Linked DNA regions of Homo sapiens: region 1 is linked to region 2. Evidence: chromatin contacts called from ENCODE Hi-C data. All regions are on one chromosome and are shown on one strand. The core of a region is the stretch at or near the end of the contact, and the rest is flanking DNA. Distances in the headings are between cores, read along the strand shown. Region 1 overlaps LINC01845 (long intergenic non-protein coding RNA 1845). Region 2 overlaps EBF1 (EBF transcription factor 1).

Region 1 (5,919 bases), core at 1,736-4,235, 680 kb after region 2:
CTAAATTTGAATCAGCTGCCTTCTATTAGGGCCTCCTTTCGAAGTCTCTGGTGGCCAAAGAAACACAAATTTATGACAGAGTGGCTTTGCTTTGTAAACTTAAGCCCTCAAAAGGGGACTTCACTGGGAATCTCTATTAAGATATTTATGAACTTCATTTTTTAAAAAAATAGTAAATATGATCAGCTTTGAATTATTTGATTTATTTTCATTAATTGCCAGTCATCCAAAAGAATTTATTGAGCACTTGTAGGTACCAGACACTGTTCTAGGCACAGATGTGAGCAAGATACATATGGCCCCTGTTCTAATGTAGCACACAGTGTGGTATTGACACAGAGTAAATGGGTAGTCGTAACATGGGGCTCTGAGAGGGGAAGGAAGCGGGTATCTTAGGAGATACTTAAAGGTCAGGGATGGCTTCATGGAGGAAGGAGTTAGCTGGATGAAGAGTGGTGGGAGCAATGTAGATGCCCAGGTGAGAGTGGGGCCAGCCTGGAGTGGAGAGGGCATTGAGCACACAGCTAGAGTGTCATAACCTGGGGAGGGCGGTTTAGGGAGGTGAAGGAGAGAGATGCTAGGGCTGCCAGAGCAAAGTATCACCGACTGGGTGGTTAAAACAACAGAAATGTATGTTCTCATCATTCTGGAGGCAGGAAGTTTGAGATCCAGGTGTTAGCTGGGTTGGTTTCTCCTGAGGCCTCTCTCCTTGGGTGGTAATGGCCATTTTCCTCTTTGCCTTCACATGGGCTTCCCTCTGTTCGTGTCTGTGTCCTTATCTCCTTTTTGTATAAAGACGTCAGGCATATTGAATTAAGGGCCCCCACACATGACCTCATTTTAACTTAATTACCTCGTTAAAGACTCTATCTACAAATACAGTCATGTTCTGAATTACTGGAGGCTGGGGCTTCAATGTATGAATTTTATGGGACACAATTCAGCCTGTAATGGATGCATAGTCACTGGATCAAGCAAGGCCTTGGAACCATGTTAAGAAACATGGACTTTATCTGGAAGGCAAGGGGGAGTCACTGAAGAGTCTTACACAGAGCGGCGATGCTCATGTTTACATTTGGCAGAGATCTTACAGCAGCGAGGGGAAAATTGGAGAAGGATAGAGTTGGGTTCAGAAGCTATGAGGATGTTGTCTAAGAAAATTCTTGGCAGAGGGAGATTAGGAGGTAGAAACTGCAGAACCTGTGATGGGTCACTCCTGAGGGGCAGAGCAGGGGAGTGTCAAGGTAAGCTGGATTTCTGGTTTGGGCCACTGGGTGCACCATGGAAATCTTCACTGAGAGTCGTGGTCTGGGTGAGGGAAAGGAGGTGAGTCCAACATTAGGGGGGCATGCTGAGTTTCAGGGCCCTTTGGGACATCTGAGTGGGGCAGGTCTCAAGCTCCTGAAATAATTCTGGGTTGGAGATATGGATTTAGGACTCATTAGCTTGGATGGTAGTTGAAGCCATGGGAATGGATGCGGGAGGGGGGCTAGCCATGAGTTTGAATATTCAGAAGGGAGCTGGCAACTCTTCTTACTAATGCTGGAGACGTGTATGTGCCCAGAATGACTAACACCTCCGCTCATATGAAGGCCCAGTTAATCTTCAAGCCCAGGTTTTCCTCTCTGAGGAACCACTGGGGTCCTGGGGTAAGAGAGGATCTTGGGTCTCCTGGGCATTTTCTCCCTTCCCAAGACCTGAGGATGTTTAATCAATTTTTGATAGTTGATGAGTCACTGGATGCCTTCCCAGCTGAGTCAGCGAAGGTACCCCTCCTGGGAAGCACAACCCAGGCAGTTCCAAGTACCGGCCTTGTTTATCAGAGGGATGGGACGAGAGGGTGAGGTGTGACTTCCCAGAGCAGCGAGCTTCAGTGTCTGACTACATGGGGCAAGGAAAGACACCAGTGGACAAAAGGTATTTGCTGGGCTTAAGGGTGCGTGACGCATGTTTTTGGTAGTAGTAGCAGATTTGTCTTTTTAAGATGTCTTTTTTGAGCCACTTTTAAAATAACAACAGCTGACATTTATAGAATCTTCATCAGCTTCCAGACAATGTGCTAAGCATTTTACCTGCATTGTCTCAATTCGTCCTTACAGGGAAGCACTGTGGTTATTCCGATTGTACTAAGGATGTGATAGAAGTCACACGATGTGACTTCTGAGGCTAGGACATGAAAGCGTCTACCTGGCTCTCTCAGTCTGTCTCAGGATGTATGCCAGGGAGCCACAAGCCAACTTGTGAAATGTTTGGTTACCCTGCAGGTGCTGTGCTGGAGAGAGCATGTGGAGAGACACCACAGAGAGTGATGTCCAAGGATCCTCTGCTGTTCTAGCCTCCAGATGTTTGGTACCAAATGGAGAGTGAGTGAGGCTTCCAACCCCACCTTTGAGCCACCCCAGCTGATCCCAGTAGAGCAGAGATGAGCTGTCCCCACCAAGTCTTGCCCAGATTGCAGATCTGTGAACAAATAAGAATTTTTGCTTGAAGCCTCTATGTTTTGGGGTACTTGGTCACGTAGCCCTAGGGCTAACTGAAGTATAGTGAGAAGTGACAAGATTCAAGGTTGTATAGCTGCTTAGGGGAAGAACAAAGAAAGTACACTCTCCTTGCATTCAAAGGATATTTCTTCAATTTGCTTGCAGTGTGACCTTTGGCAAGCTACTGAACCTCTCTGTGCCTCAGTTTTCTCATCTGTATGATAGGGATGAAGATGGTATTTCTTCAGAAGGTAGTGATGAGGAATAAATATCTCATTCTTGGCATGTAGGAAAAAGCTAGTAAGTAGCTGGGTTGGGGTTTCAATTCAGGCAGTCTAACCCTAGACTCTTTACTGGTAAGCTCAGGTCCAGAACATTCCCACCAATCCCTGAAAAGGAGGCCAGACGGCAATATCCCAGGTACTCCCATTATTTTCCCCCATACGGCATGATTCTGAGTCCTCCTTGGCCGCCCTTCTCTGTTCACTGGGCCTTGATACATGATTCTCTGAACTGAAGGCCGCACCATCACTCCTCTCTGTTTAGTGCAGCCCGAGATTACACTGGCTTTTTTGGCAGTCACATCACATTGTTGACTCATTCTGAGCTGGCAGTCAAAATCCTAAGTGTTTTTATCACATGTGCTAGCATCAAGCTGCATTCCTTCCCATCTAGGATTGGTGCAATTGGAGTTTTAAAAAATCCAACTGCAGAATTGTTTAGTTTATTAGATTTTGCTCATTGTGGTAGTGTGCCTAGGAAAGAATCCAGATGAGCTCCTCTCCAGGGTTCTCGGAGACACCCTGTATCCTTTTAATATACCTTTCCTTTATTTCTGTAGTCCATTTGAGTGGCTTACTGGTACTCACAACACAAAAAGTAAGCCATAGAGTGACTTCTGGGTGGTCCTTGCTCAGGAGGAAAAGAGGTGTGGCAGGGATGCTGTGGTAGAGGGCAGAGAAAGCAAATGGCAGGAGCGTGTGCCGGGTGCCACGTCTGAGCCGTGGCAGACCTTGCAGCTGATCATGACTCTCTTTTCTGCTGAGTCAGGAAATGGCCTCTACTTTGATTAGCTGCCACCTGAATAGGACAGAGTTGAGGACTGAGGACAGAGACTGCTTTCGAAGTGGACCCTGGCATAATTAATCAGGCTTCAAGCACATCGGTTGTTCGGATGGTTCCCAATTCCCCCAAATGTGCTGCCATCTTACCCTCATTTTCTCAGCTTGCCCACAAAGATAAAATGATATTTTTATCAAGTCTCATTTCTTGCTGAACTACAAGTTCTCTAAGTGGCCGCATCACTTGATCCTGCTACTCTGGCGATACTATGTACAGTGCTTGCTGAAGTGGTCACTCTGGTTGGTGGGTGCCACAGAAGGTGGGTGGCTCAGAGTGGACTGAAGAAAGTACCAGAGTCTGATGGACCTCATTTCTGCAGTCAGTGGTGAGGTGCTGGCTCCCATGGTGGGGGGATTTTCCCAGGTGCCTTAGCTCAGGAAACATATGGTGCTCAGTGGAATGGACCCTGGTGTGTCTCCAGTGGTCTGCATAGCTCCTGGGCAATATGGAAGGACAGTGCTGACTCAAGCAGAGCCTGAGCCATCTCTAGACGCTTTCCCACCTTGTCCTTGAGTCCTACAAATTAGGTCCTAATTGGTCTGTATTCTCCCCGCCCCCTTACTCTCCAGCCTAGGGACGTCTTTCCATTCTGGGAATAGGACGCCTTACCTTTACTCCACTCATATTCTCTCAAATATGTTGTATGTGCACGAAGCCTTCCTATTTGCCTATGCTTAAGCTCTTGAAGCTCAAGGTTAATCATTAACTTCTTTTTTTTGCCACCCCTTTGCTTTCTTTTATGTCAGCTCTTCCTTGAGGGAATGAAGGCAGACTGCTGGGCTGAACACAAAAAGGGGAGCAGCCCGGGGTAAAAGGAAATTCTAGAATAAAGAGCACATTGGTTAATAGCTTAGAAATGTTATCCCCCTAGACGAGTAATAGAAAGTTCCTCAAACTCGCCTCAGCAAATTATGGGAACTGATTGTAAGAGGCAGCTTAGGGAAGCCAGGGGTGGAAATGGCTGATTGGACCGGAAGTGGCACAGGCGCCTTGGGGACGTGCTCTCACAGCTTCTCACTTTGGGTGCCACAGTCTCTCATCTCTGGCTCCTCTGAATGTCTACCTCATCTCTTCTCTCTCTGGACTGGCTTTCACTGCATTGGTGGACGTATGACATGAGGATACCCAGCCCTGCCCATGGCCCAATTGCACCAATTAGAAAAGCTGCCCCTTCAAGAAATATTGTAATTGCCATCTGCCAGGAGACTCAGTTAAAAACACACAAATAAGTGAGGACCATACATGCTCAATGGACTGCTGCTGCACGTTTGTGTGCAGTGATGGCAAGTGGGACCCGGAACTCTGGCCTCTGCTTATCCTCAGAAGTGGGCGGCAGAGAAGGAGGAACGTGCTTGAGTCGCAGTCCCCAAAAAGGGAGGAACTCATTGGCCCAGCTTAGGCCTGGTGTCTGCCTACCTGTGGTTCAGTCAGCTGTGGTCGGTGGGCAGGACACACCTGAAGGAGCATATCTTGGCTGTGTGGGTTGGGCAGACATCCCACAATGCTCATGTAGGGGGATTCATCTCATTAACTCTGAGTGTTTCTTCGGCATTCCCCCACTATTTTTAACATATCATTTACAATATTGAATTAATAAGACTGGGAATGAAAGTTCTTTGACAGAACACACATGGTAGTTACTTTTGGGACTAATTGCTCTGCAGGTCGCCTCGTGCATTACCGTCTGCTATTTTTGCTTAAATTATATGTATCTGCTTTTATGTCACTTCCTAGGTAAACCTTACTTCCCCCTATAGGAAACATGGTTCACTCAAACAAAGTAAATAAAAGGGCTTTCCTGAAGGTGTGGGCAGATTTAAGGGAATCTGACAAGAAAAGTACGAGCTAAGAAGGTCTGGCAGCCACTCCCCTGCTAAGCTAGAACAGGCAGGAAGGGAGCACTTACTGGGGCCAGGTGGTGGTAGCTGTAGGGATGTAGGACAGGGCAACTCAGGGGACCTGTGGCCTCATGCAGAGGGAGGCAGCCAATCTATAGCCACCTATCAGGGAGGGAGCTGGGCAAATAAATGTCTCCATCTTGTTCTCCTCCTTCTTCTCTCCAATCTCCTGCCAGTGCCTCCACTGGTTGAACCTAGCTGGGAGCCAGTGGATCAAAGATCCAGTGGACCAAAGGATCCATAAATGTGATCCTCCTGGGGGTATAAAAAAGGATAGAAATAGGTGGAAAGTGGATCTGGGAGTGGCTAAATGGAAAATATCCAGGATGTTCCAAATTGCATTCCTCTGCTATATGCCTTCCCAGACCATTGCACTGCCCCATCACAATGCTCATCCTAGTTTGTCATATCTGCTGAAG
Region 2 (5,589 bases), core at 2,369-4,868:
GTTACAGGGAGCACCAAAGTCAGTCCGACTGACTCATTTCACAATGAAGAGACTGGAGTCCAGAGCACATAAGCAACTTGTCTCACAGCTAGCGAGTAGCAAGGCTGGGATACGATGCAAGCCTCATTGCTATCAGCCCAGGGCTCTGTCCACTATACCACAGCGGTCAGAGAACACTTCAGAGAGGTAAGAGTTTGAACTGGATCCTTCAGGTGAATCACCATGCCCAAAGTAGCTAAAGTGAGCTGGAGGCACAGCAAGGAAACTGGTTTGACTGGAGCATCATAAGCCCTAGCCCCAGAGCACAGTGAGCCAAACTCGGGACTTGGGCTACGTCTTACATACAGTGAGCAAAGAGGGAAGGTTTCTCTGCAGGGTAATGACATGAAAGTGGCTATTCAGAGCGTACTGTGACAAAGAATTTATGTAAGAAAAGACTAAAGTGCAGGAGATCCATTAGGTGCAAACTCTCCACTTCTTCCCTAAAACCAATGACTTTGTTCAAGCCCAAGGTGGCAGCCTTTATTTTGTGGAGGAGGTTTCCAAGAATGAGAAACAGAGATTTCTGGTGAAAACTCTGGAAGCTGGAGTTGAAGCTGATTATAATCTAAATACTTTTGAAGACAGTTGGTGATAGGCTGTACTCCTGTTGCTAGGACCTCCAGAGGAGGGGCTGAGATGGAAATAAGAGAACAAGCATGTGTTGTTCCCTAAAAAAGTTAACACCAGAGAACTTTACAAATCAGGAGTATCTGATTAAAATATTAGCTGTGTGATGCATTCCTGCAAAAATATTTGTTTTAAGCAAATTATTACATTTACACTTATGCATTTCTTTTTCTTGCTACTTTATTTACACTTTGCTCCTTTTATTTGGGGTTGACAGGTGTTACTTGTTTCTTTAAACTGATGCCTATAGTTGTGTTACTAAAAATCCCAAAAGACATTTCTTAGATTTCTAGGGAGATGACAAGGATGATAAACAATCCATGGAAAATAGTTACTCCTGGTAGGGACTCAGAAACAAAGGAATGAATCATAATGGCCACCATTTATTAATGGAAACTACTAGTATCTAGCCTCATGCTAAATACAGTTCCATGATTCTAAAACTTTACATATGTTTCCCTGATCCTAAAAACAACCCCAGCAAGGTATTATTATTATTTCCTTATAAAGATAAGGTGACTGTGGTTTAGAGGCATCATATGATGTCCCAAGGATAACCTCTCTAGTAAATGGTAGATCTGAGAATTCAATCTATATCCATCATCTTGAACCTAAGCAGTCAATCAGTATGCGAGGTACTATCCCCTTAGGAGGGAGGGAGGAAAGGATGAGGGGAGTAAAGAAAAGAGAGAGGAAGGCGAAAGGGAGATAGGAGAGATGGGAGAGCAAGAAGAAAATAAGAGGGATAGGGAGAAAAAACGGAAAACTTAAAAGTCATAGTAAAAGATGTCAAGTTCCACAGAGCATATGCAGACAAAATAGCCCCTCCTATGTGCAAAGCAACGTGTTATGCATTGGCAAAGGATGTGGAGTTATTCTGGGCACAAGGTACAAACAGGAAGTATTTCCACGAAGAATTCTCATTTCGAAGTTAGTTCACAGGCTAATACACAGGAATGTGGGTTAGTCCTTCCACAGGAACAGGAAATTGGGTGAAAAATGTTTGGAATTGGAAAAGTTAGTGGTAGAAAAGATCTGATAAGTGACCTAACCAGACATCTGAGTTGTTAGATGATCATTCATCAGGGTTTTCACCAACTTTTGGGGGGTCAGGTGGTGTACAGCTCTCAGGGTACCCCTAGGCTGCTCAAACCTTGTCCTGGTGTCCCATTCTTTCAGTCATATATTCCCCGAGAATATATGAAAATTCTTACAGAAAATATAACTAGAATGAAGGCAACACATGCATTTGGAATTGGCCGCTTCTTATCAGGAAAACCAACTACAAAAACTTTGAGGAAGCAGCTAAAGGTGCCTAAGAGTCTTTTATTAGCTTCCAAGGCTACTTAGGGATTAGCAGGAGAGATCACGATTCGAAAAGATCCAAGCCACTTAAAGATGTAACACCTGCAAGAAAACAAGCTGTGAGAATAATAAAGGTATTAGGGAGAGCCCTTACATGGCAGTGAGGTTATAGTGGATTTAATTCCCACTGGACTGACCAGAAACGATAATAGGGCTTTGAAATCAATCCTGTGATTAGATAGTGTTTTTGTTTCCTTCTCTTAGAAAACATTTATTGAAAATTAAAGTCAGCCTTGCCCTACATTTACATAAGAATAACTGGACACAATAAAGTAAGATCTAGAAAGTGCTATTGAGCTTTTCTGCTTCTAATCCAGTCAGGATTCACTTTCCAGAGTCTGTGACTCTGATTGGACAAACACAAGGGCATGGCACATTAGCAGCTATGGATTCCTCGTGCGTCTCTGGTCTGAAGAACCAATGAGGGAGAGATGTACGCTTGCTTACCATCCTTACAAGGGGAGCCAGCTTGCAGGCAATCTGTGCTTGGTCAGATTCTTCCCTCCCCAAAAGGTCTGCCTTTATTAGTATAGATTAGGCCATGCTGTTCCTGCCTTTTTTCTTTTTTTTTAATGTTATGGACTTTTAGAGACATTTACATCTACAAATGCCAACTCTCTCTTGCATACTTTAAAAACAGCAATAAGGCCTTAGTTTGGGGTGTTACTTTTCAGCTCAATAATATTTTTCAAGGGAAAAATTCCAAGTGATATTTCACTAACAAATAAGAGGGTTAGCTCACCCAATCCAGAAAACCAAGCCTCACATCTTGAAATACTATGGATGTTAAAGAAAATGAAGTGTGAACTTCTGTGGGTGGACAAAGGAGGGGGCCGTACATTTGCAATGATCTGAGCAGTTGTTTGGATACAAAGAACAGAGAGGTTTTATGAGCCATCTCTATACCCTTACTATTAAGTGGTGACAGCAGAGGTAAACTGAGTAAATCACAGAGGCCAGTAGCCCCAGCCATGAACAAGCAACGCATGGTAGAGGCATTTAATGCTAATGATCAAAAGGTCCATGTGTAGGTCACCAATGAACACAGATTCCCTTTCATCAGAAATGATGTGATGTCACAATAACTGTTAACAGCCAAGTAACTATACCAGAGGGGAAATCATTGTGCCAATTTCTTCAGATTTTTATTTTTCCGATATGGGGAGAGGTTAGAACTCTCTTCTAGAATATTTAAAAAAAAAAAAAAAGGCTTCTTGTCTGGTGCCCACAGTTTGAGGCCAGATCACCAGAAGCATTTTTTCATACCTTAAATTTCCCACAGATGTATACATGTGCATATGCGCCAACTTATTGCTCTTACCCTTAACTACTTTTCTAGGCTTGAAAATCCAACACTTTTTTCTTAATTCCAGTGTGATATAGATTTTCTAAGATGTGATTTCTTAAACTGATGGCAATTTTTTTTTTTAGTGTTTAAAAAAACTCCAAATAATGATGGATCCCTAGCTCTTTTCTCTTGAGAACTTAAGTAATTTAATGAGGGTGATTTTTTTTTCTAACTTTTATGGCCAGGTGGCTCTAGGGGATATTTTGTTGAAGACTGATTAAAAATAATTTCTTCTAAATGAGACCTGACCACAAAATGGAACCATTAATGGGCAGGGACGTTGTCACCAAAGCGGAAACCATGCCTGATTGCCTCCTGTACCTCCCACCACACAAGCATTTTCTTCTTTTTCTTCTCCTTTTCTTGTTCTTAATAGCTGAGTAAATAAGCAGCCAGCGAGGCCTAATGTTTTCGGCCAAAAACAGAGTCCAAACTTCTCAGAGAAAACATTTGGCCTCTGTGGTTTTGAAATATGTTCCAGAACACCGAGTTCAGTGGGGGAACATTGTGAAAAACTCCCATCCATTGGAATGATGCTGGGGAATGTTACAGTATCAGAAGTTTCAATTGGTCCTTTTCCTGCAGCCCCATAATGAGACTTGTAAAACACACACACACACACACACACACACACATGCACACAGACACACACACACACACACACACACACACACACACACACACACACACTGCTATGTGGAAGTTCTCATGGGAAAAATGAATGGCAAGAAATCCTAGCTTTAAAAGAAACAGCTAATCTGCTAGTTTGATTATTCTTCAAAACTTACGCTGAACCAATGAGCCTAATTAAAAACACTTGGCCTACTTCTATAAAGCATCATAGCTTTCTCTACGCTTCGTTTGTATACACCACAAAACTCCAGAAAGACTATTATTTTTTCAAGTGCTCACTAACAAAGTGCTGACTTTGTTGGGATGGCTGAGCTAATTTCTTGAACTCAGTGTGAAACCTTAGCTAAACAAAATTGTGGTAATTTTCCTTAATTTGTAAAAGTGATTGGAGTGCAAACAAAATTTTCCTCTTGGGTCAATCCTATAATTTTCAGTTAACTAAAACTAATCGTCAGGCAGGCACCAAACCTGCATTTTGTTTAAAGGGCTGGGAGGCATTTCCAAGGGTCAGGATGCATTAATTGTTTTTATAATTTCGAGAGAGAGAGAGAGAGAGAGAAACTGGGTGACTAAGAAGTATGTTTGGTTTTACTTCTAATATTGAAATACAAGGGAAAGATGCTCTGAAGTAAAATGTCACAGAAAAATAAAATTCGTCCACTTAATTGTATGGTTATAATTACAATTTGTTAACTGTTATCCCTTCACTGCTCTGTTATCTCTTTGTGTGAAAGCAACTTCCGCTCTGTACTTAATCTGGTCTTGTGGTCTTTTACTGAATGGAAAAGGAAACCTGGGACTAGTTCGTGGAGACAGCTACCACTATCCAAGGATGACTGACACTAAGCAGAGGGCCCAGAACCGCACTCCACCTGTGGTTCTTTGAGCAGCAGCATCAGCCTCACCTGGGATTGCTTAAGAAACAGGATCTCAGGTTCTACCTAGACCTACTGTAGCAGAATGTGAATTGTAAAAGATCCCTGGGTATTTGGTTTGCACTTCACAATCTAGGGATCTCTTAGCGTACACATTGGGCACTCAGCCTTTATACTTGATGTCATTCCACAGAGATGCTGCCTGGTTCTCTCTGTCTGATGGGAGGGAATTCACATTCACTCTGAAACCCTAGCTTCTTGCCGCAAGGCGGATCCATGTGCCAAGGCTGTTTTGGGAGGACAAAAATGCAGCATACTTGGAAAGAAGGCACCAACCCAGAATTAAATATGAAAACTACCAATTGTATGTAATACAAGTGCCGTGAACAGGCTAGAGGAAAGACGTACTGTTCATGAAAGCACAAACCTACTCCATAAAGCCAACAAACCCTAACAAGGTGGCTTAACATCCAGAAACTCAGGACTAGCTACACCTCTTTCCCCTTCTCTTATTTTTCATGTGGCATCTTTAGGTATCCAACCAGTTATTTCAACAGAACGCGCCATTCAACATGGACACCTAGAAGAATTCTTAATACAATAATAAAAGCACCATGTTTGGTCATACATATGGTAAAATGAAGAAAGAAAGCAGGCTTTAACTAGATTTTAAAATAAAATACATGCTTTTATACAGAC

The links. A loop is a pair of places that touch in the nucleus more often than their neighbours do. Pooled maps may share reads with other maps.
Region 1: a map with no recorded cell type shows a loop between it and region 2 (2.2-fold over the local background). The contact joins two enhancer-like sites. A Hi-C loop is called at or near these places in 3 of 37 single-sample maps with no recorded cell type and 1 of 50 pooled maps.

Annotation. Positions count from the first base shown.
Region 1 is chr5:159,448,371-159,454,289 of GRCh38, forward strand. It overlaps LINC01845 (long intergenic non-protein coding RNA 1845), which reads right to left. Exons shown (of 7, transcript NR_027110.2): 5 at 5,019-5,161; 6 at 4,212-4,423; 7 at 186-1,086. Among named protein-coding and RNA genes, the nearest start is that of LINC01845, 15 kb to the right of the region's middle. Within about 2 kb of position 2,986, at least 8 of the 41 ENCODE cell types and tissues checked have a DNase peak (open chromatin) inside an H3K27ac peak, as active enhancers do.
Region 2 is chr5:158,771,758-158,777,346 of GRCh38, forward strand. The region is part of intron 10 of EBF1 (EBF transcription factor 1); the gene reads right to left. Among named protein-coding and RNA genes, the nearest start is that of EBF1, 330 kb to the right of the region's middle. Within about 2 kb of position 3,619, at least 11 of the 41 ENCODE cell types and tissues checked have a DNase peak (open chromatin) inside an H3K27ac peak, as active enhancers do.